Linked DNA regions of Mus musculus: region 1 is linked to region 2. The links are chromatin loops, found by intact Hi-C in ENCODE. Cell type or tissue: left cerebral cortex. All regions are shown on one strand. Links, peaks and the distances in the headings refer to the core of each region. The heading gives the core; the rest is flanking DNA. Region 1 holds the start of Gm36395 (a long non-coding RNA gene). Region 2 overlaps 4930469K13Rik (RIKEN cDNA 4930469K13 gene).

Region 1 (8,615 bases), core at 400-8,399, 68 kb after region 2:
TGCGCCACAGATCTTATCCTCCTCCGTGGTACAGGAAGAGAAAGCGCTTCTGACTGCACATAAACCCAGGGACCGACTACGGACAGAGCAGATACTCTAAAGAACAAAAGGGCACCAGCAGCTGCTGATGTTACCTGGTTAAATGAAGTCAACTTGAAATCCCAGCAGAGGCCATCAACCAGAGGAAGAGTGGAGAGGGGGAAGGGCAGAGCTTATGAAGGAAGGCTGGAGAAAGGGCTGTGAGTGGCTTATGGAAGTTCCCTACCCCTGAGGCCTGGCTTAGAGCAGGGCTGTGTGGTGTAGGAGCTGTTTATTAACCCTTAGGGAATCTCTACAATTTAGCCTGTAATCTGCTTCCCTCCCCCTTCCCCCTCCAAACACCTACTGAGTATATGCTCTTTGTCAAATAATTCCCCAGGAGTCAAGTAGCCTGGATTTTTGAGAGTATAAACAGACTTATTCAGCAACCCACACAGAACAGGTAGAAAACACCTGTCAGAACCACATTAATGTTCTGAAGTCACTCTCTCCCCCCCACCCCCCAACACACACATACACCCTTCATAGCAGCCAGACAAAAAGCAAGTGGTTGCCCACCCAGTGAAGGCCTTCTTTCCCTCTCGGCCTGCAGAGAGCATTATAGGGAAAATTTTTCAGATAGTTGTTTTGTTTTTTGTTTTTTGTTTTTGTTTTGTTTTGTTTTGTTTTTGGTTTTCAAGACAGGGTTTCTCTGTGTAGCCCTGGCTGTCCTGGAACTCACTTTGTAGACCAGGCTGGCCTCAAACTCAGAAATCCACCTGCCTCTGCCTCCCGAATGTTGGGATGAAAGGCGTTAGCCACCACTGCCCGGCATTGCAGATAGTTTTGTTTCATTCTATTTGGTTGGCTTTTTTGGAAACAAAAAATATTTTAAATGCCTTCTGGTTTTGCACAATGCCTTCCTGTCCCTGCAACCCTTGTCAAAGGGTCTCCACTGAAAATCGAAGAAAAAGGGCAAGATAAAAGAAGTGGAAAGATTCTGTGGGTTCTGGGTCTCTGTGTGGGTGATAAAAAGAAGGCGAGGTACAGTCCAGACGGGCAGCAGTCTACATGCCCTGTAATGGCTCATTACTGGAACACCTAAGCTCCGGAGGCCACCAGCAACACATGCGCCTTGAGCATTTGCAGTTAGGAGTGTTTTCACTCAGGGGCCTACGGCATCTCCTCTGGTCACAGGCTGCAGGCCCTGTGGGTGGAAAGAGAGATTACTGGAGTGGGTGGACCTTCCAAGCTGCGGAAACAAGAGGAACATGGCAGAAGACACTGTTTGAGGCACCCAGCAATCTTCACCCGTTCCATCTCAACCTGGTTACTGAGGCAGTCAAGGTCGCATGGGCAGTAAGAGGAGGATCTGCGTTGTAACCTGAGCCACCCTGGCCACCACTGCATCTCCTAGACTGGCAGTATCACACTTGGATGCACCAGCACTCACACCTTGGTTAGCCAGGGCTTGGTTGTAGGTACACTCAGATTCAGGTGGAGACTCACTCCCTAGGCCCTGCTGTCTGGGGCCTTGAGACCTCGCAATGCTCATCCCAGGCCTTGGGCTGCTCAGCCCCCATCACTCAGGGGAAAGAACCTAGGAGCAAGCTGGCAGGGGACAAGTTCCAGGCATGAGCTCAGGTGACAGGACCAACCCATGTTCCCTCCTCACTGTGCTACTGACCAGCCTGCCAGGCTCTATGTGATGGGCATACAGGGGAGGGGCTGGCATCCCTGCTAGGATCCTTTCACTTTGCCCTTTGGGGTCTTTAAAAAGAGTGTTAGTCGCGGAGCTGAGGGAATGGTGACGGATTAAAATGCCCTTTTATTGTGCCTTAATAATTCCACCTGAAAGTGGAAAAAATAATATATCCTCCTCTGGACTGAGGAGGCTTCAGGGCATATTCAGAAAGCACTTTGAGTAGTAACTGGGGCATCAGACTCACTCCAGTGCAAGGGGGACAGAGACAAAGCTTTGCTAGCCCTGTATGTCCAACTTCTTTCTTTCCTTCCTCCATTTGAGCCCTTTCTTCTTCTCTCCTCTTCTCCTCTCCCCCTACCTCTTCTGTGTACGTGTGCTGGGGATGGAGACCAGGGCCTTGTGCATCAAGTTTTAAAAGCCAGTTTTGCCAATATCTGTATTTAACTATCTGCTGGTTTTAAAGAATTTGTCCTATGTTCCAGAGTAGCCACAGAGAGTTCAAATACATGAGAGGTCCACAAGCTCCCACCAGTGTCCCTGCTTTGCCAACCGGCTCAGTGTATGGTGACCAGGGTCCTTCTCAAGGTGACTATGGGCACCACACAGGGGTACTTGTATGTCATACTTACACCCTGAAAAGTGATGGGAAAGCTGGCTATTTTTTTTCTTTCTTTCTTTTTTAGCTCATCTCTCTGGGCCAATTAAAAACCCAGCATTTTAATAGGCCCAGTGGAGAGACACTGCAGCCGTTTCCCCAGGCTGAGCTTGAAGCTCAAGGGTCAGGGCTGGATTAATAAGGCTGCTATAAATGCCAACAGTGTCCCACATCTCATGGGCAAAGTGCTCTGGTTTGGGAGGAAGGGAAATTCAATTATAATGGGAAGCTACGGCATATCCAGACCACGATGAGCAGGGAGAGGCTAATGGTGCCCGGGGCATGTGCCAGTGGGTTTGGGGTTGGCTAAGTGTTGCCCAGCACACAAGTGATACAGGACCCACTGTGGGCAGATGTCACTTCCCAGTTATGCCTTTTTCCACTGAGTGTGTATGTGTGTTGTTCCTGTGTGTTCTTATATACACGGGTATAGAGGCTGTAAGTTGGCTTTGAGGGGAGTCTTCCTTAGTCACTCGCCACCTTATTTGCTGAAGCAGGGTCTCTAGCTGAACCCTGAGCCCACCAACTCAGCTGTAGGACTCTCTGTAACTTCTCAAGTGCTGCCATCATTGGCAAACCATGTTTGCCGAGTTTTATGAGGGTGCTAGGGATCAAGCTTTGGTTCCCTTGCTTGCTTGGCAAGTGTGTTATCCACCGCACTGTTGCCATCAGGAACCACATCTGGGTCTGCCAGGTTTTCCCTCAGAGCCAATGTGATGGTCACGGCCCTCCAAAGAGACTCATGCCTTTGGTCACAGATAATGGAGGAGCCTATTGCGTCTGTGAGAAGCAAGGGCAACTCCAGAGCCCTGGGGAAGCACCAAGATGTGACAAATGGCCAAGAAGAAGGTGGCAGTGAGCTCTTTCTGCTCCCCACAGGCCTGCTGTTTCCCTACACTTCTTACCTCCTCCCTGGGGCTAAACTATGAAGCCCATTTCACATGGTAGGAAAGCGAGGTGCAAGGGGGAAGGGAAACAGCCATACAGCCTCTATTCAAGCCCAGGCTTTGGGACTTCAGAGACCAGGTTCTCAGTCACAGGGCAGATAGCCTAGGAGGAGTCAGTGTATGTTTTCTTTCCCTCCCCCTCTCCTCCCCCCTTCACCCCCCCCCCCTTTGTGGGTGTATCTTTGTGTCTGTGCAGGGTGGTGACTCTGCCTCAGCTTAAGATCAGCACTCCTGGAAGGCTTCCAGAAGGAGGTGTTCTAGAGGAGGCCTAAAGGAAAGCCCCCACGTATGGGTTAAGGAATTCAGACTCCATCAATCTTTTATAAGCTGAGGTGACAATCAGGTTCTTAAGAAGCCAACACTCAGGACTACCCAATAAGCAATTACTGTGTTCCAGATGACTTCTAGAGCACGGAGAGCTTTAAAAACTGACCTAACATGTAATCAATCCCTGGTTTCTCCCAACTTCAGCCAAGGGAGACAGAAGAAATATGGATTATTAAAAATAAATAAATAATATCTGATGGCAGTGTCAGTTAACAAATACCAAGTATCAAACGCCAGGTATCAGAGGAGCTTACAGGCGCTCTGAATAGCCAGGATAAGCTCCATGGCAGGTGGGTCTTAGGGAGAATAGTAGTGTCTGAGTGTCAGAACCCATCTCTCCCCCCTGGGGGGCCTTGTCCTTAGTTGAGAGTTGGTCCATGGGAGACACTGGGTTATGCTTATTGGATGAACTTGGGCAAGATGTACAGGAAAGGACAAATGGCTGAGGTGAGTTATGACAGGGGAAACGGGCCTAGGAATGGCTAGCCTCTAACCAACCACCGCGTGCAGTTTACTAGACCCAGCCCTGCCAGCCAGATTCGTCTTTCCGTTGTTAGCTTTCTGGGGTTACACATGAGTTGGCTAAGCAAGTAGACTCTGTCCAGGGGGGCAGCAGAAGAAAAAGGATGGGAGACAGCTTTAGGGAAAATAAAGGCGCCCTAGAGTGCCAAGTCAGTTTGTGGAGGGCAGGTTGGGGAAAGATTGATCTAGTGAGCATCTAGGGAGCGAAGGCCAGCGCTGGGGTGGGAGCCTACTGCTCAAGTGTTCAAACACTTTGATTTAGAAATTTGATTTCTGAACTATTGTTTCGAGTAGATGACAGATCTAGCGTGAGAAAAGAAAGAACAGACAAATGGAAATACTTCCCAGCACCAAGGCTGCTTTCTAGAATCGGGAGAACCAGAGCGCAGCGCCCTCTAGTGGCACAGCGCTGATGGGCTAGCCTGCCCCAGCCTGCCCCAGCCTGCCCGCATCCTTTCTCCCTTGGCTCTCTTAGGAACTACAGAGCTGTTTCCTCTCTAATGCTTTCTGCTCATCCACTCACAGGAACATGGCTTAGTGCTTCCCAACTCTCCCCTTCCTGGTGAGATGTCCCGATCACCCTAGGTAAACATTCCTTCACCCCGATTTACGTCGCACCCCCACACATCCCTTAGCTCTGTACATAGCAAGCACCCACACAGCCCTCTACCCCTTTATGACCCCTGTACATTCCATGCACTTCACACAGCACCTTCACACACCTCATTCTGCACCCCACACTGCCATTTAGTACCCACACAGCCCTCCACACCGCCATAATGCTTGCATGCTCCACACATTTCACACAGCACCCCACAGTTCCCACAGTCCACACAGCACCCACACAACCACACACATGGACCCCCCACACCCACGAACCCTACACAGCACCCGTGCAGATCTCCACACCACCATAACCCTTGCACACTTTACACCTCCAGTCCTAACACCCCACACTGTCCCCCATACACACGCCACAGCCCCAAATGCCCACCCAGGTTTACCTTCCTCTTCTGAGCAGCATTAAACACAGTCGACATTTTCTGACAGTAACGTTCCCTTGTTCTTGAGGGATGCATCAAATGATTCCCAAGAGATGCTGCCAGGAAGCATACAGAATACAGACCTTCGCAGGGTCCTGTATACGCATGCCTGTGACACTGTTCAACTTAAATGAGAGATTACCAAAAATGACATAACATAGGAGACCTCAGCAAACCCATTGTTATTTTTTTTCCTTTTTTATTAAGAATTTTCGCCGGGCAGTGATGGCGCATGCCTTTAATCCCAGCACTTGGGAGGCAGAGGCAGGTGGATTTCTGAGCTGGAGGCCAGCCTGGTCTACAGAGTGAGTTCCAGGACAGCTAAGGCTACACAGAGAAACCCTTTCTTGGAAAACCATAAAAAAATAAAAGAAAATAAAAAGATTTTCACCTCTGCACATAAAGAGAAGATGATAAACACCGTGTCTGAATTACTAGTGTTGCTTCTCTGAGGCCATTCATTAGTTGAGTAAGGGTTACTTAACAAGCCATACCAGAACAAGATATCTGAAAGCAAGATGAAGACAGCTAACTAGTAGGCCAGTGTGCTGATTAATTCGGATCAAACAGATAACTAGTAGGTCAGTGTGCTGATTAGTTTGAATCAAACAGATAACTAGTAGGTCAGTGTGTTAATTAGTTTGGATCAACTTGACACAAGCTCTGACCATCTTGGCAAGTCTGTGGGGGCATTTTCATGACTAAAGATGGAGGTGGGGAAAGCCCGTCCCACCGAGGGTGGGGCCACCTTGGGCAGATGGTTCTGGGTTATATAAGAACTCAAACCGAGCAAACCGTAGAAAGTGAGCCAGGAAGCAGCACTCTTCCGTGGCCTGTGAGTTGACTCCTGACTCCAGGTTCCTGCCTGGCTTGAGTCTCTCTGCCTTGGCGTCTCTCAGGGATGGGCTATGAGGGGACACATTCTGTCCTCACCAAGTTTCTTTCAGCTGTGGTGTTTTATTACAGCAATAGAAACCTCAATATAACATTTGGCAGCATACCGTGTGGATACACTCGACAAAGAAATGACTCATCTCGGAGTAGAAAAGCACAAAACCCTCTTCCCGTTCCTCAGAATACGGCATGGTTTAATGCTAATGTTCCTAGACTCCCAGATTGCTTAGCGAAGACCATGGCTCCCTACTCTCCTGCAGACCTGCACCTGCCTGGACTGGATGGGAACAGAAGGCAGGGCTGCAACGGCCACTTCAGCCTGATCATGCCTTGCCTTGTCTCTCAATGGGGTCATTTCCTCTCATTATGAAACCTTTCTAAACATAGCTATGTGCAATTAAAATGTCACAGCGCTTACGATGCAGCTGTGCCATTATAGACAGGATCCTAAAGTCAGGCAGACGAGGTGGCTTCAACTCCCGACTGCTTGTCCATGTCTCTGTCTCCCGGCATGTGACCCTTGGCTTATCTGAGCTTCAGAATATTTGTAAGATGGGGTTAATAATGACTCTGGCAATGTTGCCAGATCTCGTGGAAGATGCAAGTTAACCTAAGAGCTGTTGAAAAGCCAGAAAACATTGCTCAGTTAGTCCTGCTGTAATCACATAGGCGAAGACACCGGTAAATCAAGGGTGATGCTGGCAAAGAAACAGAGCAGGGGTGGAGGGCAGCTCTGTGATCTCTCCACCCCATCTCAGCCCCGCCCCCAGCTCTGTGATCTCACTACCCCATCTCAGCCCCGCCCCCAGCTCTGTGATCTCACTACCCCATCTCAGCCCCGCCCCCCAGCTCTGTGATCTCACCACCCCATCTCAGCCCCGCCCCCAGCTCTGTGTTTTCTCCACCCCATCTCAGCCCCGCCCCCAGCTCTGTGATCTCACCACCCCATCTCAGCCCCGCCCCCAGCTCTGTGATCTCTCCACCCCATCTCAGTCCTGCCCCCCATTCAGAATTACCAAAGTGCTGCTGTTGCTTTGACTTCCGTTTCTATGCCTGCAGGATTGAAGTCCAAACAGATTTTAAACTTTTTTGGACTTTCCTAGAAGAGGAAAACCTGTTAAAGAGAGAGAGAGAGAGACAGAGGACTAGAATGTGTGCATATGTGATGTATGAACACGCATGTGTGTGTGTGTGTTTAAGAGAGAGAAGAGGGATGGTAGACGAAGGGAGAAGCAGGGAGAGAGAAAGAGAAAGACAGACAGACCAACAGATAGAGACAGAGAGAGATCATTATTTATAATTTCCTATCACAGTGTACTTGAACCCTTGAACTGAGAGTGTGGTGTGCGTCCTTGAAATAGAACTCACTGTGGCTCTGACTTGTGTGTGTGTGGTTGACAGGTAGGGAGTAGAAATGAGGTGAATCTCTGATTAGGGCTTCTGGCTACCTAGCAGGTGCTCAGAAAATACTTTTGAATGACACACTGCATCTCTGCCTATGGTTGCGGCGTGTAAATATTCTTTCTTTACCAAAACGTGATGTGGTCTTTCACCTGATATCATCTTTGCCCTTTCTTCCTGAGCAGATACTGGTGGTAGTGGGCAAGCCATGTGTGCTTTCTGTTGTCCTTCTGCCTGCCAAATGAGCAGCTTCAGGAAATCTGGGAAGGAGGCGCTCTCACTAACGTGTGCCTATTTTTGTATTTACTGTATTTTCTTAACTAATGTCCATCATTGATTCTCAGACACAAAGTCACTGACTGAGGATATTTGCTAGTCATGGAGACTAACGTATCGATGGCGACATTTAGCAGTGATCCTCAGAGATGCTAAAGTAGCTCCGCTTACTTACCTACTACGTCCTGTTGCCACGGCTGACAACATCCCCAAACTACCCAGAGTATAACCCTGCTATGGTCTCCCTGGAGGCAAAGCTGTATCTTTCTGTTTGGTGATTCCAAGCTTAAGTTGTCTCTGTAAAGGGCCCTCCTACCACTTGGTATGAACTTGAGGCCCTCTGTCCAGGTCCCCAGTGTCATTTCTCTATGGTGCACCAGCTTGTGTCTGGCTTCGATGTTTGCTATCGGCCTCTCCCTGATGACGTGCCCTCTACCCCCGTGAGCTAGGATCTCAGTAATAGGGCTGCCTTTCTAACTTGAGCAGGCTGGGCCATAGTCAACTACATGAGACACCATAAGGCCAGGACCAGGCAAGAGGCCTAAATTAGCTGCATCCTCCTCCAATCCCTACTTAGAAAGATCCTGGAGGAGACTTGTCCTTCCCGGCTAAGAATCCTGGGAGCCTAGGGACAGATGCTGTCCCTGTCAAAGCAGCTTTTCATCTTCTCTGTTTTATCCCAGATGCTGTGGAAACCCTTTAGGAAGAGCCAGCCCTCCACATTTAACATGGAGAACACTCAGCTGGCTCGCTCTCTCTCTCTCTCCCTCTCCCTCCCTCTCTCTCTCTCTCTCTCTCTCTCTCTCTCTGTGTGTGTGTGTATGTGT
Region 2 (8,615 bases), core at 478-8,477:
TAAAAGCGCCCTCTCCCCAAAGACCAGGGGAGGTCCCCTAAGAACCAGGCTTTTGCTCCCAATCCACTGGGTGCTCTGTGCCTCCTGTATTTCTCTGGGGTGCAGGCTCACAGGAAGGGCAGTTGCCAAAACGATGCACAGTCAAGTCATGGCTTAATCTGTCAGGGGTTCCTCATGTCCCCCAGTTTCCCGGGTCCCCTTGCTTGAGCAGAGACTGTCCTACTGCGTGGCAGGTCAGAGCTGGAGATGAATGTTGGAATTATATCCTGGTACCTGGATCTGACTTTTGCCTGTGAATCTCAACCAGGTTGCCTAAATCTCTCTGAGCCTCAGTTTTCCCATCTGGAAAGTGGGAAATGACTGTGCCACTCATCGTTCTGTAGTATAAATTGTCAAGAATATTGATGTGAGGCAGTGGACCATCCCAGTAGACAGAAGAACTGGGAAGGTAGTAGCAAGTTCAGAACCCGATTAAACTTATAGCTGAGAAGAACAGGAGTTCAGACTAGCTCCCGATCAGATTCCTGTCCTGGAGCACATTGACCACGACACCCCACTAAGGGGACCATGACAACCAGTCACATAGTATAGAGCTTAGAGTTTTCTTGTTAATGAGTATCTACATGCCCTGAGTGTTTAGTCAAACACTAGCCATCCCTTCCTGCAAATGGTATTTAATCTCTGGTTCACCCTGAGTAAGTCTTATGCATCCTCATCTGTCATGAATAAAGAAGTTTGGACAAGCAAGGGCTATCTCCTTTATCAAGAACCACTTCGGAGGTAGGGGGTAGGGATGTCGGGGGCCTTCATCATACAGATCTGCAGCCTTTTGGCACTCACTCAGAGCTAAGCCAGATCCTCCCTGCCCCAGGCTCATTGCAGGCCTGAGGGCTCCCATTTCCAGCTCCTCACAGTCTCCAGCAAGCAGTCTGGGTGCACAGCAGGATAGGAGCCACTGTCCTCAACTCTTCCGGGTTCCAGCAGCATCTGGGTGCACAGGAGTTTAAGAACCACACAGTCTTTGTCCCAGCCCCTGCCATCTGGGAACCCAGATCTACATCAAAGATAAAAATAGCTTGGCCCTGGCCAAAGAAGGGGCTGCAACAGGCATCGCCCCTCTACAGAGCCAGTCACTAGGTGACTGAAGGATCTTAAGCAAGGTTGCTTTGTCTCTAAGGCCTCATGTTTGTGTCTCAAAGGCGGAGGCAATGCTGTATCAGCGGTGGTAAGGTGGGTGAAGAAGGGAGCATTATCAGTCCAGAAGAAGCAACAGGCTGTGGCATGTGTATTCCAACATCTTCACCTCTTCCTTCCTTAGATCCCTGCTTTTCTCTCATGCTCTCCTTTCCATGTCTCAAGTGCATGAGGGAGTGCGCATGTATGTGCTTGTATATGTGCATGTTTTCGAGTGCAGGTGTGTGCAAGTGTAATTGTGTTTAAGTGTGACTCTGTGTGTGTGTGTGTGTGTGTGTGTGTGTGTGTGTCCAAGCATGGTGGTGTACTACTTTAGTCCCAGCTCTTACAAGACAGGGGCAGGCAAGCAGATTTCTATGACTTCTGGGCCAGCCTGGTCTATATAGTAAGTTCCAGGCTTGCCAGAACAAAAAATTAAAGATCACCCCCCTCCTCCTGTGTGTGTGTGTGTGGGGGGGGGTCTGTGAATTTGGATTTTGAATCTGACTAATCTCTAGTTCTACCCATTTTCCTATGAATGGTTACAAAAAAGGAGGAGGAACTGCTTGGAGGGAGGAGGGAGATCAATATAAGGGGAGATACAGTGGGATCAGTGGGAGTCTGGATAGCGGCAAAGGGTGACATCTGTGTTATTAAAATGTTTCAGTGACATTTCTCTGTATGCTAACCAAAATTATTTAAAATATTAACAATGAAAAATGCCCTAGCTGGTTGGTTCTGCAGGGTCTTCTCCTCCCTCTGTCCCACTAGGGGCCTGCCTTGACCTGTGGATCCTAGACTCTTAAGAGAGAAGCCAAACCCAGGGCTGGCTAGGGCACCTTCCTGATAAAGGGGCGAGGACTACCCATACTATCAGGAATCTCCAAGGATCTGGAATCACGACTCCCGTTTCCTGGGAAAGGGAGCAACATTTCATTCTAAAACACTGACTGTCTTGGCTGCACAGGGCCTCCGTCCCCTCCCTGTCACTCAGCCACTGCGTGACTGTAGAAAGTCAATCTCTCTCTTCATGCTGGGAAGACCTTCCTCATCTGCAAAAAAATAGAAATAAATGAAAACTGACCTGTAAGCGTGGGTAGGATAGGAGTCTACTGAGAAAGAGTACAGTTTGGCTGTGGCACATGGCCACTGTGCAGCCATGTAGGTCAGGGCTGCTCTCTCCACCTCACTCGGTGACTCATGACTTTGAGACTTAGGGCACCCTTACCTAAATCACATTTGAGCATCATTCTCAGAGTACCGTTAAGACAGGGTAAGACACGAAGGGTCTGTGCCTCCCATGGATTCCCAATGCATCGATTCCTCATTATAATTCTAACAAAAACACAAACCACTGTGGACCAGCAGGGGTTGTCAAGGAGCAATTACTTAGCAATTTTCCTTTTTTTCCCCCCAGTGGAAGCGGAGTGAGATGGAGAAACGAGGCAGGAGGAGGAGCTTGTGTTCTCCACTCTTTCCCTTTTCCGGGTGTAATGTTCTCTGCAGAGTTGGGTGGCTGCCTCAGTGCCGGCTCAGCACTGTCCTTGGAGGGCAGGCCTCAGGGATGGCACCTGAAGGCTGGGGGAGGGAGTGGAGTCAGTCTTAGGCAGAGGATCTTGAAAGCCTGTGATGCGCTTCTACGTTGCTTTAGGGAAGGTGTCTGTCTTGGGGGAGGGGATGGGGAATTAACTTCTGAAATGGGATGAGCACTTGCATTAGAATTATCCAAATGCTTGTGAAAGGTATGGGTCTCCATTATCCACAGAAAGGATGGCAGCCCTGCGATAAAGATGGAAGACAGGACAGCACACTAAGTGAAATAAGCCAACCCTGGGAAGACAAATACTGGCTCAGCCTTCTCACAAGTGGAATCCTAAAGTGGTCTAGTGGTTAAAGGCAGAATGGTGGGTGTCACAGGCCGAGGATAGAAAGGAGAAGCTGCTCAAAACTGGCTAAGAGGAACGTTTCCCTATGTTCTATTGCCCAGTGGGATGGCAAGGGTTAATGGTAATGTGCATAATTCAAAACAGCTAGCAGGGCAATGGTAGTACACAGCTTTAATCCCAGCACTCAGGAGGCAGAGGCAGGTAGAACTCTATGAGTTCAAGGACAGGCTACTCTACAGAGCTAGTTCCAGGACAGCCAAAGTTACACGAGAAATCTTGTCTTAGAAAACCATAAAGAAACAGTAATAACAAAAAGAGCTAAAAGAGGGGCTGTTGGATATCCTTATCACAAGGAAAAAAATGAATTCTAGTGACAGGCTATCATTTGATTTGAACATTACATAAGTTGGATAAGTCTCAATGTGACATTTTATCCCAGGAAAATGTATGTTAGGATGTATCATAGTTCATAGAGACGCAGACCCCAAAGTCTCAGACCCATGACAATCAGCATCTGCATATCCTGTGGGCTGGTGTGATGCTGGCATCTGCAGTTGTCCAGTGGACCAGGTGCCTGTGCTGGCGGGCATCGGCAGTGAGTGGCAAGTACAGAAATGATTGGCAGGAAATCTTCACAAGACAACCAGAAAACAAGCTCTGTCAATTATGGGATATAGTATCCAAAAGGGCTCTGTGGGAGCCATTTCTAAACATAGTAACACAACCAGAGTCCTCTTGCCTAGTCTTAAATCTTGATCCATCACCACTTACTAGCAAGGAAAAATTGAATACATTGCTCAGCCTCACATGTCCTGTTTCCTTACCTGTGAAAAAAAGATGATAGACTCTTCTCCCTAGAAGGATTACCTGTGACCTCAGACACACACGCCTAAACTGAAACTTAGATCAGTATTTGGGACTGAAGCCTACCCAGCCAGTGACTCCGAGCGAACCCAGCTGTGTTTTTCCTTGTCCTGTACCACTCTGCCTAGTACCCTTTGTTCCTTTTCAGACAGAAAGAACAGAACAAGACACAAAGTAACTAGTCCAAGGTTAAAAGGCACTGGAGATTGGAGCCTTTGGCTTTTTCATAAAATATTTAATGTTCTCCGGTGCCAGGCTCTATTCTAAGCATTGGGGGTTTTGTGGTACTGGGGGTAGACGAAGTTCCTGGACTCACGGCAGTTCTGTGTAGTTTGGAAGCAAAATTGTCTGCATCCAGAACCCATAGCTCTCATCAAGCTACATTCTGCCTCCTTGATGGATGGTGGGTTTATTGCCATTGAGGGTTGAGTGACCAGGAAAACCTGAGATGTTCAATAAATCCTGCTTTTCCATAGCTTTTCCCTCCGCCTTCCAGAGAGACAGATCCTTACAATAGGGCCCTGGCCTGGTGGGGTTACTTCTACCTCTTCTGTCTCTGTCGCTGGCCCTGGGGCCTCTAGATACTGTATTTGGTGATGAAAGTCTAGATCCAAGTTCACTGTGGGATTATTGCTCAGGCTGGGCATTGCAGGGACCCACGATATAAGTTAGAAACAGCAATCCTTTTATAGACACATCTATTATAGCATCTGCTGCTTGATTCCAAAATGATTCCCTAAATTCCTAAATTCCGTTGAGAAGTCAGAAAGAAAGCCAATTTCTCTCTCAAAAGCCCTACAGCTCTGGAGCAGAAAGGAGTGGAATCACGGGCTCCCTCTAGTGACGAAGTGGGGCATTTCAGAAAAATGCTCACAAAGCCACCTCAGCGGCTATGAAGGTTAGGGGGAGTTATTGTAGGATTCTGGTACAAAATGGCTACTCTGTGGTCCCGGGGGGGCAGAAAGCCAGCCTGTCCTAGAATGCTCACTCTTCTGAGGACCATGACTCTAACCTCCATCTGTATACATGCAGGTCCCTGGGGGTCTGACTGTATGCCATTATTCTCTGACCTCCCTGAGAGACTTAGCCCCCCTCACCAACTTTCCCCTGAGAGGCCAAACACACATTACCCCATTTGGTGGCCTGCTGGGCTAGCCCTTGCTGCATCTACTCAGCCCTCATCCTGTCCAGAGCCAAGACAGAGCTGGGTCTTCAACACCAGGCTCAGTTTCACCTCCTAGAGGCCATCTCAGTATTCTTGGAGCCACTTAATATCCTAATGATTAGGAAGTTCTTGCAAACAGATGCCTCTCTGCTGACTCAACAGAGGTCCAACAGGTATGGGCACAGACCATGGAAGGTGCCCCTTTGAGGCAAGTCTCCTGACCTCCTCAGGCTGCATTCTCCTTGTCTGGAAGTCGAGACTCAGAATTCTGTGGTTAAACAGACAAATATGAGAAGTACTTTTGGCAAGGACAATGTACAAGCTGACGTTTGCGTTTTTATTATTTTCATAGCTCAGAAATCAGCTAAGATGTTGTATTGTTTTGAGCTAAATTAATTTTTGTGAGAATGTGACCCTACCATGTATGGGCTCCTTCCTTTACCAACCATTCTCTTATTGTGACTCTCTCTCTCTCTCTCTCCCTCCCTCCCTCCCTCCCTCCCTCCCTCCCTCCCTCCCTCTCTCTCCCTCCCTCCTTCCCTCCCTCCTCCCTACCCCTTCCTCTCTCTCTCCTTCCTTTACCAACCATTCTGTTATTGTGACTCTCTCTCTCTCTCCCTCCCTCCCCCCACCCCCTTCCTCCCTCCCTCCCTCCCTCCTCCCTCCCTCCCTCCTCCCTCCCTCTCTCTCACTGCCCTTCTCTGTCTCCACTTCTCCATCTTTTTGGAAATCTCCCCTTCCTCCCCCAAATCATGCTTCTTCTGCCTTTGTGTATAAAATAAGGAATGAAAGGCTTAAAGAACTGGAATAGCTGAGCTGTGTGCAGGTAGACAACGAATGGGGTCTTCAGCTGTTTCCTGGTGCTGTATCAAAATGCTTGAGTCCCGGCCATCCTTAAAAAAAAAAAAAAGTAGTTCTGGACATTGAGAAGCTCGGGAACATGGCTCCAGCATCAGTCTGGCAAGGACTGAGGGTCTCATGCTATACACTGCCATGTCAGAGGGTGCTGCATGGTGACAGAGCTGTGCCAACTCAGATCCTTCCTTTTTTTCCTTATAAAGCCACTTATGACCCCACAAAGCCTTCTCTTGCCCTCATCCAGTTCTAATTATTTCCCAATGGCCCCACACACCTCCAAATATTATTAGCAGTGTCTGGATTTCCAAAATATGAACTTTGGGAAGTCACATCCAAACCATAGCACAGTGGCACATTGATGAAGTTCTTCTTATGGGCCCTAAGACTATCATGATCCACGCTTGGCGTTGCTCTAACTGTGTAATCAGCATTCGCAGCACAGTCCTGTGAATTTGTTTAAGGCTAAGCTGTTGGGACTCCTGGAACTCAGGCTGGGGATGCTGAGAGAAATCTATGGACACAGGGTGGATTATGCTGGCTTTACCAAATCCAGTCGCCCTCCCTCTCAATGGGTTCTCAATAGGCTCTAAACAAGATCTTGCATCTGTGGATTCAGTTAACCACAAACCACATACCACCACCAGCAGCAGCAGCAGCAACAACAACAACAATTAGTACTGGTGAAATGGTCCAGTGGGTAAAGGCACTTGCCACCAAGACGAGGACCCAAGTTTGATCCCCAGAACCCACATGGTAGAAGGAGAGACCAACATCCTGAAAGTTGACCATGTGTTCACCACTCAACAAATAAGTGGGAGAAAAAAACTAACAAAAGAACTTAGACATATCTCTCCTGAAAGTATACAGACTTTTTCTTAACATTGTTTTCTGACCAACACATTTGCATAATGTTTACAGAGGAGTAGCTATCATAGGGGATCTAGGGACAATTAAGAGTAGGAAGAAGGTTCTATGTGGGGATTATGCCATCTTACAGGACTTGAACATACATAGATTTTGGTCCCCATCAGTTCCCATCAGCACCGAGGGAGGAGTGTATGCTCTGGGACACTCATCTCCATCTGGAAAGCCCATCAGTTGCTCCCAGAGTGGTCTTCCTGATGGCTGGACATCTGGGGGAAGCTGGTACTCACCAGCCATGGCAGATCTATTAGGTAGAGCATTACCTGGGAGCTGGAAGCTGTGGGCATGGGGAGCAGCCACCCTCTGGCTGCTAAATGAGTTGTGTGGTTGCAAATGCCATTCATCCATCCACTTAAACCTGCCATCTCTTCTGCCCTCAGCCTGAGCCAGGTGCAGGGGATTCCACCCACAGAGACTAGAACTCCCCAGCTTAGAATTGGCTGAAGGAGTTATTAACATTCAGATTTCAGAGCCAATGCTAGACACTCAGAGCAGGCCCAGGAGACAGTGTCTCGTATAGTCTCCAGGTGACTGGGATGTCAGATGGAGCAGGTCACCACTCGTGTGACTCCCAGAATTCACACTTTTCTGAATTCCTGCCATGATTTGGCTTTAAATGGGCTGCATTAGTTTCTCACGGCTGCTGTAATGAATTATTCCAAACGAACTGGTCTCACATGACAAGTTTCTCTCTCTCTCTCTCTCTCTCTCTCTCTCTCTCTCTCTCTCTCTCTCTCTCTCTCTCTCTCACACACACACACACACACACACACACACACACACAATCCCGAAGGATAGATGTTCAAAATCTCTAGAAAATACAGGAAAATCTTTCCTGCTGGTGGACCTGATATCTCTGGATCCTGGCCACATCATTTCCATCTCTGCCTGGTGGTCCATACCTTCCTCTTTTCCTGTCAGTCATTAGAACCCGTAGCACTGGATTTAGGAACTACTTGGCTACTCACAGATGGTCTCTTTCCAAGCTGCTTCATTTGTGTTTACTTGCAAACACCCTCTTCCCAGTAAGCCTCCACTTGCCCAGGTTCCAGGACACGCATGCACACCATCTTTTGGAGGCCACTGATCAATCCACTGAGCAGAATGTGGGCTGTCCTTTGAGATGGTTGTTCAGTGCACATGAAGCCATGGAGAAATAGATGTGTCAGAGGGATTCTGAGGAAGTGGGTGTATCAGGAGCTGGTGTGGGCTAGCTGAGTTAGAAAGAAAAATGAAGAGGGGACAGACTACTGGTGTTGTGTCCTCGAAGCAGTGGTGGGCTGCTGTGGGTGTTAAGATACAGAACAGGCGAGAAAACAGCTGGGCCATTGTAAAAGAGCAAGTTCCTAAGTGCCCCGGGCACAGGATGCATTGATATCTGGGAAAGAGTGAAGAAGCATCCAGAATCAAACTCTATCCAGGAATTTGGAGCCTGTGTTTGTGGGGCTTACTATACATCCAGTGGCTATAGAAAGCAGATGGGAAATTAGCCTACCCCATCGTGCTGGGTGTAGGTTAGAGCCAGGACCAGCCAGCACCCAAGTTGTTAGCCTTTGGCATTCCAGTTATACTTTATACCAGCGCTTCCTTTTCCACTGCACAGTGAACAACCACTGACACTCTATTCCTAGAATAGGATGCAAATGTGGAAGGGAAGGAAGAGGTTGTATAGACCACGCCATTCAGAGCAGTGTGGGGCATCTAGGGGCCAGCAGGAAGAAAAAAGAGAGCTTCAGGGATCACTC

What was found. A loop is a pair of places that touch in the nucleus more often than their neighbours do. Peaks named below come from ENCODE experiments on the same cell type or tissue, not always from the same donor. Only the 100,000 strongest peaks of a DNase experiment are listed, where the experiment ranks them.
Region 1: a loop joins it to region 2, with 2.0 times the contacts of the local background. A loop is called at or near these places in 8 of 42 quality-filtered maps.

Annotation. Positions count from the first base shown.
Region 1 is chr11:33,930,417-33,939,031 of GRCm38, reverse strand. Gm36395 (a long non-coding RNA gene) reads right to left here and starts at 6,904. Exons shown (of 2, transcript XR_381158.3): 1 at 4,698-6,904; 2 at 1,077-1,225. It also overlaps a transcript of Kcnip1 not described here. In left cerebral cortex, for the core only: a CTCF peak has its summit at 4,560 (motif pointing left); a DNase peak (open chromatin) is centred at 6,220.
Region 2 is chr11:33,998,571-34,007,185 of GRCm38, reverse strand. The region is part of intron 4 of 4930469K13Rik (RIKEN cDNA 4930469K13 gene); the gene reads left to right. Among named protein-coding and RNA genes, the nearest start is that of Gm51857, 20 kb to the right of the region's middle. In left cerebral cortex, for the core only: a CTCF peak has its summit at 4,758 (motif pointing left); a DNase peak (open chromatin) is centred at 4,750.